Linked DNA regions of Mus musculus: region 1 is linked to region 2. A link is a loop called in an ENCODE intact Hi-C map of the cell type or tissue named here. Cell type or tissue: heart. All regions are shown on one strand. Links, peaks and the distances in the headings refer to the core of each region. The heading gives the core; the rest is flanking DNA.

Region 1 (5,376 bases), core at 49-5,048, 120 kb after region 2:
AGACAGGGTTTCTCTGTGTAGCCCTGGCTGTCCTGGAATTCATTCTGCAGACTTTGAACTCAAGAGACCTGCCTGCTTCTCTGGCTTCCTGAGTGCTGGGATTAAAAATGTGTGCCACCATTGCCTAGAAAATTTTGTACTTACATTTTTATTGCAAAAATTCAAAACTCAGATGAGGGGTGCTGGGAGGACTAAGCAACACTTTCTGTCACTAAGTCATTACACAGAACAGCAAAGGGTAAGAAGGGTTTGAGGTGGGAAATATCAGAAACAGCAGCAGAGACAGACACCAAAACCCAGGAGATACTGAAGCCACAGAGACCATTGACTTCTTAGAGAACACTTGAAGCTTTGTCATGATGGCTGGCCTTCCATTGAGTCAGTACGAATATAACATCACCTTGAATTTACAGTTTTGTTTTGTTTTTGGGTGTTTTGTTTTGTTTTGTTTTGTTTTTCGAGACAGGGTTTCTCTGTGTAGCCCTGGCTGTCCTGGAACTCAACTCTGTAGACCAGGCTGGCCTCGAACTCAGAAATCTATCTGCCTCTGCCTCCCAAGTGCTGAGATTAAAGACATGTGCCACAACTTTTCTGCATGCATGGGCATTTTGCCTGCATGTATGTCTGTGTACCATGTGCATATAGTGCCGGGGGGGGGGGGGCAGAAGGTTTTGAATCCCCTGGGACTATAGTAACAGAGCGCTGTGATTGCTGGCAATGGAAACTGAGTCCTAAATCCAGTACTACTGAGGACAAAAATTCTTTTTATAAAAACTTGAAATTTTTATTAGTGTTTGAGAGATATGAATATGGAGTCCAGAGAACAGCTTTTTTCCTTTTTGTTTGTTTGTTTGTTGCTGTTTTGTGCCAGGGTTTCTCTGTATAGCCCTGGTTGTCCTGGAATTCACTCTGTAGACCAGGCTGGCCTCGAACTCAGAAATCGGCCTGTCTCTGCCTCCCAAGTGCTGGGATTGTTTTTATTTTCAAGACAGGGTTTCTCTGGGTAGCCCTGTGTAGCTCTGTGTAGCCCTGGCTGTCTTGGAACTCAATTTGTAGACCAGGCTGGCCTCGAACTCAGACATTCGCCTGCCTCTGCTTCCCAAGTGCTGGGATTAAAGGCGTGCACCACCACGGTCCAGTCAAGAGAACAACTTTTGGTAATCTGTGTTCTCCTTTCTCTATGAACCTAGGTCATCAGACTTACCTAGCAAGCATTTATAACTGTTGAGCCATCTTGCTAGCACTCAGTTTAAGTTCTTAAAATTTAGGACATGGAGGTTGGATAGCTGTGAAATTGCAAAAGTTCTGAAAAATCCATTAGAAAAACCACAGGATACAAAACAAAACAAAGAAACACAAACTAAGCCAGGTCACGAAAAAGGCTTCAGAGGTCCCTGGAGACAGATAGCGTTGATGTCCATCACCACAGTAAAACGATGTGCTTTAAAAGGCATAGGGTTAGCAGGGTATGGTGGCTCATGTCTATAATCCCAGTCGTTGGGAAGGCAAATCCAGATTTCTGTCAGTTCCCTAGAGAATTCCGACCAGCATGAAATATAGTGAGAACCTGCACTAACCAAATAAACAAAGTGAAGGTTTCAGGAGAGAAAATGAGCAATCTGGTAGGAGCAGACTCTCCTCCCTTCCACTTGAGTTTAGGTTTTTAATTTAACCAACAGGCATCTATTGCTTTGGAGATTAATTTAGCCCTTCACAGCATTTCAAATTCACTATGGCTTTGCAGCGATGAAGCTGGAATGTTTTAATACATGATAAAAAAAAAAAAACTTCATCCTAAAGCCAAATACAACAAGCATCCTTGCAAACACCATCCCCAAATTGTATTCTAAAATTACCCGTCATATGTGCTGTTGGCGAAATACTTAATTGAAAACGTAGCTCTAAAACCCTGAAAAAAAAATCAATCTTCCTTTCCAAATAGAATCAAAAGAAAATGTGTAACTTAAGGCTTATGGGACATAGTTTAGGGGAGCAAGCAAAAAAATGGAAAGAAGCCACGGAGGCGTCCCAAGCAGAGCGGCATGATGGAACACGCTCAGCGGGGCGGCTGTTTGTCCAAGGCTGGAGTGCAGAGCAGAAAAAGCAGGACTCCTCCGTGGCGGAGGAACGAGCAGGGGGACTAAAACAGGCCACTCCTCGTTCATTTTAGACGTTCCACGTGGAGGAAGAGCGTGGTGTGCAGTGGAGCCAGACCGCATCCTAATGGCTCAGCGGGTAAAACCTAGAGCACGTCAGCTCCGCTCTCAAACTGACAGAGCTGGACCCACCCCTTTTCCCAGCCTCGTCACTTCCTGTCTGCCCAGCACCCACTTGCTTGGGGCCGGAAGGAGTCAACTCTCTTTCCGCGCTCGATCACCCAGGCGTAGCGCACTACGCAGGCTCGGCGGCGCTTCGGGAAGCAGCGGGCGACTAGGGAGGAGCTGGTCTCCACCAGCCATGCGATACTCCCACGGTGGAGGCGGCGACGCGGCGCGGGTAGCGGAAGAGGAGGGGCGGGGGGACTATACAGGAAGTGAACTCGGGGGCCGAATCGGCTCTGGCTGGGTCTTCCGTGTGTCGACTGCGCACGCGCGCGCCGCGGCGCGGGCGCCCCGGGCGCCACGGCTGCCGCTGCGGAAGCTGTCTGCCTGCCTGCCCTGCCCTTTTTACAAGGATGAGGGGGAAAACAAACCCAAAACACTGGTTCCTAAACAACTAAACACTTTTATTTCAAATTTGCCTATCACAACTGTCTATTCCAGGGCCCAATATGTCCATGTCTTAGGCGTGACTTTTTGTTCAATGATTTTTTTTTTTCTGTTCAAAAAAGGAATGCCTTTTTCTCATTGATAGCATACTCTGTCTATAAAATGTATAACTATAATTTTAAGTCTGGTTGTAGTCTGGTGGAATGATTGATCTGTCTCTGCAGCAGTAACACATTTTATATTATGATTTTGGGTTTGGTGAGAAAGTCAGCCAGTAAATATGATTTCTGCCTAGCCTGACAGCCGAATTCGCTTCAGAGTCTCCTCCAACCCTAATGGAAGCCCTCGGACATTCACATGGGCTGTGAAAATGCTCTCCACACACTATAAATAAAATAAATTTAATTTTTAAAATTGAATAAGTGCCGGGAAGTGGAGGTACATGCCTTTAATCCCAGCACTTGGGAGGCAGAGGCAGGCAGATTTCTGAGTTCGAGGCCAACCTAGTTTACAGAGTGAGTTCCAGGGCAGCCAGGGATACACAGAGAAACCCTGTCTCGAAACACCAAAAAAATAAAAATAAATTGAATAAGCAATTGGATAATTGAAAAAAAGATGCTCTAAAATGTTGTATATCGGGATGGAGAGATGGCTCAGCGGTTAAGAGCCCTGGCTGCTCTTCTAGAGGTCCTGAGTTCAAGTCTCAGCAACCACATGGTGGCTCACAACCATCTGATGCTCCCTTCTGGTGTGTCTGAGAACAGCTACACTGTGCTCATAATAAATAAATAAATAAATAAATCTTTTTTTTTAATGTATGTCAGGACTGCAGATATGACTCAGCGGTTAAAAGTATTTACTGCACTTTCAGAGGACCGGAATCTGGCTTTTAACAATTCCAGAGGGCCGGGCGTGGTGGCGCACGCCTCTGATCCCAGCACTCAGGAGGCAGAGGCAGGCAGATTTCTGAGTTCGAGGCCAGCCTGGTCTACAAAGTGAGTTTCAGGACAGCCAGAACTATACAGAGCTATACACAGAAACCTGCCCCGAAAAAAAAAAAAAAAAAAAAAAAGAAAAAAAACCAGTTCCAGAGGAATACAATGCCTCTGGCTTCCTCAGCCACTCACATACTTGCATACCCAGACAATACGCATATACTCATAATTAAAAGTAAAAAAATCTTTAAAAATATATTAAACCAGATGGTGGTGGTGCACACCTTTGATCACAGCACTTGTGAGGAAGAGGCAGGTGAATCTCTGTGAGTTCAAGGCTAACCTGGTCTACAGAGAATTCCAGGGCAGCCAGGACTACATACAGAAACCCTGTCTTGAACCGCCCTCCCCCCTCCAAAAAGTGCTATTATTTTGTGAGTATTTTGTCTTCATTCATGATTGTATTGTGGACCACGTGTGTCTGGTGTCTGCTGAGGGCAAAAAAATGGTGTTGGATCGCCTGGAACGGGAATTAGTAACCAGGGCCCTTTGCAAGAGCAGTCATCACTTTTCAAGCCCCTAATATATATATATTATTTATGTATATACTCTGGAGGCAGAGGCAGGTGATTTTTGTGAGTTTGAGGCCAGACTGTTCTACATAGCAAGTTTGAGGCCACCTAGGACTATGTAGAGAGGCCCTGTCTCGAAAAAGAAACAAAACAACAAAAACAATTAGACAAATGAACAATGCTTTTATTATTTTTAATTATGTGTGTGTGTGTGTGTGTGTGTGTGTGTGTGTGTGTGTGTGTTTGAATGAGAGTGATGGTGCCCAGAGTAGCCAGAGATTGGTTCCCTCTGGAGTTTGAGCTATTGGTGTTTAGGAACCACCTGAAGACTAGTGCAGAAGGGTTTCTGCTCTCAATTGCGAGCCATCTCTCCAGCCCTGGACAAGCTCTTTAAAAATCTTACTAAGATTTAGGGGCTGGGGAGTAAGCTGGCTTAGCAGATAAAGGTGCCCTGCTGACAAGCCCCGTGACTTGAGGTCAATGTTCAAGACTCGCATGGTAGAAGGAGAGAACTGGCTCCTTTCAGTTGTCCTCTACATGTGCCGTGGCACCCATGCATGTTGGCATGCATATGTGGACATGTTCAATCACATGCACAACTGAAGTTTTTGATTGAGATCACATGATGGAATGGAATGAAAACTTTGGAGGCATGGACGTCTCTATAACAGAGTTGCCCCAAACAAAAAGAATATGGTCCACTTTCTAATTGTTTATATCCTTTGGATATTTAGCAAAAGGCTAGAGATTTACTCACATATTTATTTTTGCTCTGGGTTTTTTTTTGTTTGTTTTTGTTTTTGTTTTTTTGAGACAGGGTTTCCCTGTGTAACAGAGCTCTGGCTGTCCTGGACTCAATTTGTAGATCAGGCTGGTCTCGAACTCACAGATTTGCCTCTCCTCCCTCAGTGCAGTGCTGGGATTAAAGACATGTGCCACGTATCTCATTCCATGTGAATGTATGCCTGAAGAGTTTGTATCTATTACATTTTTATTGTACATGTATGGTAGATAATAATTTTGTCATGTTATTGTCTTACCCATCCCAAGTTATGTTTTCTGGGTGGATAGTCAATATCTTGTAAATAATATTCTGTCTTTTTTTTTTAGATTTATTTATTTATTATATGTAAGTACACTGTAGCTGTCTTTAGACACTCC
Region 2 (5,376 bases), core at 108-5,107:
TAAGGGAGGCTCTGTGTGTTTTCTCCTTTGCAGCCTACAGCCAGTGAGCCCCGCACAGCTCAAGGCTGATAAGAACAGGGAAGGTTTCCCAACCCCGCACTCCCAGCAGTGAAGACAAAATAAACTGATATGATAGCATATGTTTGTTATCCCAGTGCTTGAGATGCAGAGGCAGGAAAAGTAAGTGTGGGAAAAGCCTGCACTACACAGGAATCTCTAAGGCAGCTTGGTCTACAGAGTGATACCTTGTCTCAAAAGTCACAACGAAATGTAACTAAAAGATGAAAAGAACCCATGAAATCCTTAGGTCCAAAATATATTCCAGGGACACGTTATCTCCCACTGCTTCTTCTGCTTCGCTTCCATACGTGAGGGGAACCAAATGGCATGCAGTATACGTGGCAGCCTGTGACAAAAGATGAGACGTGAATACTAAGGCCCATAGAAGGTAAAAAGACCTTGGAATGGGTTGGAAACGAGACTCTAAGCCAGGCACAGTGGCAACTTGTTCATCAGTGAAAGAAGTCAGAGCAGGAACATAGAGGTGAGAACCGAGGCAGAAACAGCACAGGACTGCTGCATACTAGTTTGCTTTGCTTGCTTATAGAACCGAGGCCAATCAGCCCAGGGTGGTACTGCCCACAGTGGGCTGGGCCCTCCCACATCAATCACTAATTAAGAAAATGTGGGCTGGAGAGGTGGCTCAGTACTTAAGAGCACTGATCGCTCCTCTTCTAGAGATCCTGAGTTCAATTCCCAGCAACCACACAGTGGCTCACAACCATCTGTAGTGAGATCTGCTGTCCTCTTCTGGCATGCAGGTGCACATGCAGATAGTGTGCACTCATACATAAAATAAATAATAAATCTAAAATTAAAAAAAATGCTCTACAGGCCTGCCTATAGCTCAGTCTTAAAAAAACAAAAAGCATTTTCTCAACTGAGGCTCCCTCCTTTCAATGACTATAGCTTGTGTCATGTTGACATAAAACTTGCCAGCACAATAGCTCCCAGCAGTTGGGAGGCTGAGGCAAGAGGCAGAGAGAGAGAGAGAGAGAGAGAGAGAGAGAGAGAGAGGAAGATTGGATGTGCATGCTTCACCTTTTCCCTCTCTGAATTTCCACAAAATTTCGTTCCCCAAGTACAAGACAGAGAGAGAGGCTGGATATGATGGTGCATGCTTTTAGTCCCAGCAATAAGAACCAGGCAGATCTTTGTGTGTTTAAGGCTAGCCTGGTCTACACACAAAGTTCCAGGACAGCCTGAGCTGCATAGTAAGACCCTGGAAAGAGGGGGGAGGCCTACCTTCCACCGCACCAATGTCCAGTTTCTTCAGACAGTGAACTTGTCCCTTTGTGGAGACAGGAAACTTACGAGTGACGTTTGCCTAGGCTCTCGGGGCTCAGCAGATCGGGTGAGTTTTGTGACAATATGGGCTTACCAGAAACAGCTCTTAAAGTGTCAGGGCAAAAGACTTCACTTGTGGCTAGAGCTGCCAATGAAATAGTACAGGGTGGGAGCCCAGAGAACCGGGCTTCCATTGACTCTCATACAAGAGTTCTTCCCATACCCTTAGGTCAGCAAAAGTAGTTTTTGCAGACCACCTCATACCCTTGGAGAGAAGAGCAGCTCAGATAACTGTTCCAATCCATGTGCCAGTTTATCACTGTGTCAGTGGGACGAGCAGAAGACACTCCCTATTGCTGTAGACTGGAACAGCTCTCAGCGGGCATCATGGCCACAGATGAGGAGGGCCAGAACACCAACGGAGAATTCAGTCTCCACCCCTCCCCCAATGTCTTTAGGGCCATATTTTGAACACTGGTTTTTCAACCTTGGCTGCACGTTCAACCATCTGGGGAGCTTTGTAAATAATATTAGGGTCTGTGCCTGTATCCTAAAGAGTCACATTCTGGTGGCTTGATATGACTCTTGCATGGAGGGACTTTTAAAATAATCCCCCGGGAGTCTGATTGCTGTGCACCTAGATTGGAGAGCCTCTACTGTGGATTACAGACCTGGAACCCTGGTTTCCAGGCAGGATTATTCATTCATTTTAGAGCTCATTCTGATTTCCACGGCTCCCCAATTGTTTCCTACAATACTAAAAGCTCAGACAGCATTCTAGTATGGAGCCTAGAGTAAGAAACCAATCCAAACTACAAACTAAGGTAAAGCCTGGTGATACGTGCCCATAAATCCCAGCATCTAGGAGGCCAAGGAAGGAGGAGGATGTGTTCAAGGCCAGCCTGGACTACTTAATGAGAGCCTATCTCAAAACCAAAGCTGCAAACTAGACTAGACTGACGAGCAATAGTAAAGTGGTTTGGATAAGCACAAAATGAAACCCGGATCCATGCGTACTGGTTGGTTTTGTTGTTGGTTGTTGTTGTTGTTGTTGTTTTTGGGTTCTTTTCTTGTCACCATGACACAAACTGAAGTCATCTGGGAAGAGGGAGACTCAACTGGGAAAATGCCTCCATTAGATTAGCCTGTGGGTAAATCTGAGAGTCATTTTCTTCTCTTTTTAAATGTTTTTAATTTTATTTTGTGTCTGAGTATTTTGACCACATGTCTGTCTGTGCACCACCTGAATGCCTGGTGCCCTCAGAGTCCACAAGAGGTCTTACAGATGGTTGTGAGCCATCAGGAGGGTGCTGGAAATTGAACCTTAGTCCTCTAGACTCGGCTCTTAAACCCTGAGCCATCTCCTGGGGGGGGGTCATTTTCTTTATTTTATGATTGTGGGAGGGCCGGGCTCACATCCCATCCCTGGGCAAGTGGTCCTAGGTTATATTAGAAAGTTAGGCTGAGCAAGCCACAGTGAGCAAGCCAGTGAGCAGCATCCCTCCACAGCCTCTGCATCAGCGCCTCCAGGTTGTTGACCTGTTTTGAGTTCTTGTCCTAACTTCCTTTAATGATAAACAGTGATGTGGAAAGGCTTTGTTTTTGTTTTGTTTTCTCTCTCTCTCTCTCTCTTTTTTTTCCGAGACAGGGTTTCTCTGTGTAGCCCTGCCTGTCCTGGGACTCACTCTGTAGACCAGGCTGGCCTCGAACTCAGAAATCTGCCTGCCTCTGCCTCCCGAGTGCTGGGACTGCCCAGAGAGATGTGGGAATGTAAGCTGAAAAAACCCTTTCCCCTCCATGTTGCCTTTAGTCATGGCCTTTATTACAATAGGAAGCAACTAAGACACTCCCCACCTTTCAAGAGCTCAATGGGAAGACTGCACCCTCTAATTTGCTTCAATTGAATGGGATAAGTTATGATTTCTTTTTGAAAACCCAGAGAAACATGAAATGAGACCTAAAATGCTGATTCCAAGCACTGAGCAGTTCTCAGGCCCCGGCCTTGCTTCAAGTTGTCAAGAAAGGTCACTCAAGCAGGACATGATGACCTGCTCTTGTAAACCCAGCACTCCAGGAGGCAGAAAGAGAAAAGTGTTAACTATAGGCCAGCCTAGGGTACATGCTGAGACCATTGTGTCAAAACCAAACAAATGAAGCAAACAAACAGAAACATTAAAGGGCCTGGGGAATGAAGCCAGAAAGCCTGAGTTTGAGCCCCATGACCCAGGTGGAAGGAGAGAACCAACTGCTAAAAGTTGTCCTCTGAACTCCACAGGCAAACGGTGGCTGGCATGGATGTACACACACAGAGACACAGCTAGACACACGGGGGGTGGGGGTGGAGAAAAAGAGAGAGAGAGAGAGAGAGGGAGAGAGAAAGAGAGAGAGAGAGACTAGTAATGATAAATAAAATAACTTTTAAAAACAAAAAAGGCCATCTATCTGACCAGAGCCTGCAAACTTATGAATTTGGTGAGCAGATCTCTCTCCACAGCACGTACAGGGCGGGAAGTGTGGAATGTCTGCTACTTCCTGACTCTAAAGCTTAAGGCAAGAACTGCTTGTGAATTCAGACAGGCTCAGCAGGAACTCCAGGATACGAAAATAAATAAACAAATCTTTAAGCTCACGCCAGAGAGAATAAGATGAGGAGTCAAGTGGAGATGAAGGAGTTTCTGGGCGCCGCTATGGAATACTGGAATTGCATTTAGAGAGACTTTCAAAAACTTCCCTGGAAGAGTGTAAGTGAGGGGAATCCTGTAGGAAGGGTCACGTTCTTCCCCTCCCAGCATTCAGTTTCTAAAGGAGAAACATTCTTCCTGCTACAACTCCTGGGTTTCCTTTATTGTAGAGAATACACAGGAAAATCGACCAAAAAAGAGTTAAAAAAAATCTCTGCAGATTCCAATAGGAAGGAAAGGGACAGGGTGGGGGTGGGGTTGCTGCACAGATGAGATTTCTGAGGGGCCTTCAAGAGAGTAATATGGGAGGGACTTTTCAGAGATACATTATCAGTGGTATGATCCTTTAGAGAGGTGGCAGTTGAGGGAGGGGACACTGGACAAGTTAGGTGGGAATTAAAAATGTATTTCTTCTTGGGTTCTTCTCAAGACATTAAAATGAAGCTAAAAAGACCTGTGAAGAATTTTAGCCACTGACCTAGATTTCTTTGGATGGATGCCTTGCAATAAATGAAACACATAAGGTCCTGACTTATACGAATGTTCTAAAGAGTAGATGTCGCAAATAAAAAGTTGAGTTAGAATTAATTATAACTAAGATCTAGAGAAAGATGAGAGAGGCTATCTCGCCCACAAAGCAGGAATTAACTGTGGAGGACAAACCTATTAAGACAGAAATGAAAGTTTTGATTATCACAACTCTAGCTGGGGAAGAGTTTTTCTGAGTCACTTTCTTGGAGCATCAGGCAAACAGGAAACAAAGGGGATTAAGATGTGAGAGAGAGGCTGAGGGAGCAGGCAGAGACTGAGCAGTGCTAGCCCCTCACAATTGCTCCTTCCTGGAGAGCCAGAGAGATCACAAAAGGGAAAAAATAACCTTGAAGTGACATGAACAAACATACACCCATTTCCCTCCTTTGGAGTCCCTCAGGGGAGCAAGACAAATGCTGAGCCTTAGTTAAGAGTGATCTTTACTACTCTTGCATAAGACCCAGGTTTGCTTCCCAGCACCCATGTCTGATGATCCCCAACTTTTAACTCTAGCTCCAGGACATCCAATGCCCTCTTCTAGCCTCCTTGGGTACCCGTACACACACACACACACACACACACACACACACACACACACACACTCTCTCTCTCTCTCTCTCTCTCTCTCTCTTTAAAAGTCAGTCAACACACACACACAAACACACAGAATAACTCTTTAAAGGTCTAATTCAAGGAAGATATAGATTTTTAAAAAAAGGGCTAGTGAGATGGCTCATTGGGTAAAATGTTTGCTGAGCAAACCTAATGACGTTAGTTGAATTTCCAGAACCTACATAAAAGCAGCAGAATAGAACTA

What was found. Peaks named below come from ENCODE experiments on the same cell type or tissue, not always from the same donor. Only the 100,000 strongest peaks of a DNase experiment are listed, where the experiment ranks them.
Region 1: a loop joins it to region 2, with 2.8 times the contacts of the local background. A loop is called at or near these places in 1 of 42 quality-filtered maps.

What each region holds. Positions count from the first base shown.
Region 1 is chrX:94,175,617-94,180,992 of GRCm38, forward strand. No RefSeq gene overlaps it. Among named protein-coding and RNA genes, the nearest start is that of Eif2s3x, 34 kb to the right of the region's middle. In heart, for the core only: no CTCF peak of the experiment used is centred there; a DNase peak (open chromatin) is centred at 2,265; H3K4me3 peaks cover 1,683 bases; H3K27ac peaks cover 1,316 bases; H3K27me3 peaks cover 217 bases.
Region 2 is chrX:94,055,071-94,060,446 of GRCm38, forward strand. No RefSeq gene overlaps it. Among named protein-coding and RNA genes, the nearest start is that of Zfx, 66 kb to the right of the region's middle. In heart, for the core only: no CTCF peak of the experiment used is centred there; no DNase peak of the experiment used is centred there; H3K27ac peaks cover 944 bases; H3K27me3 peaks cover 1,152 bases.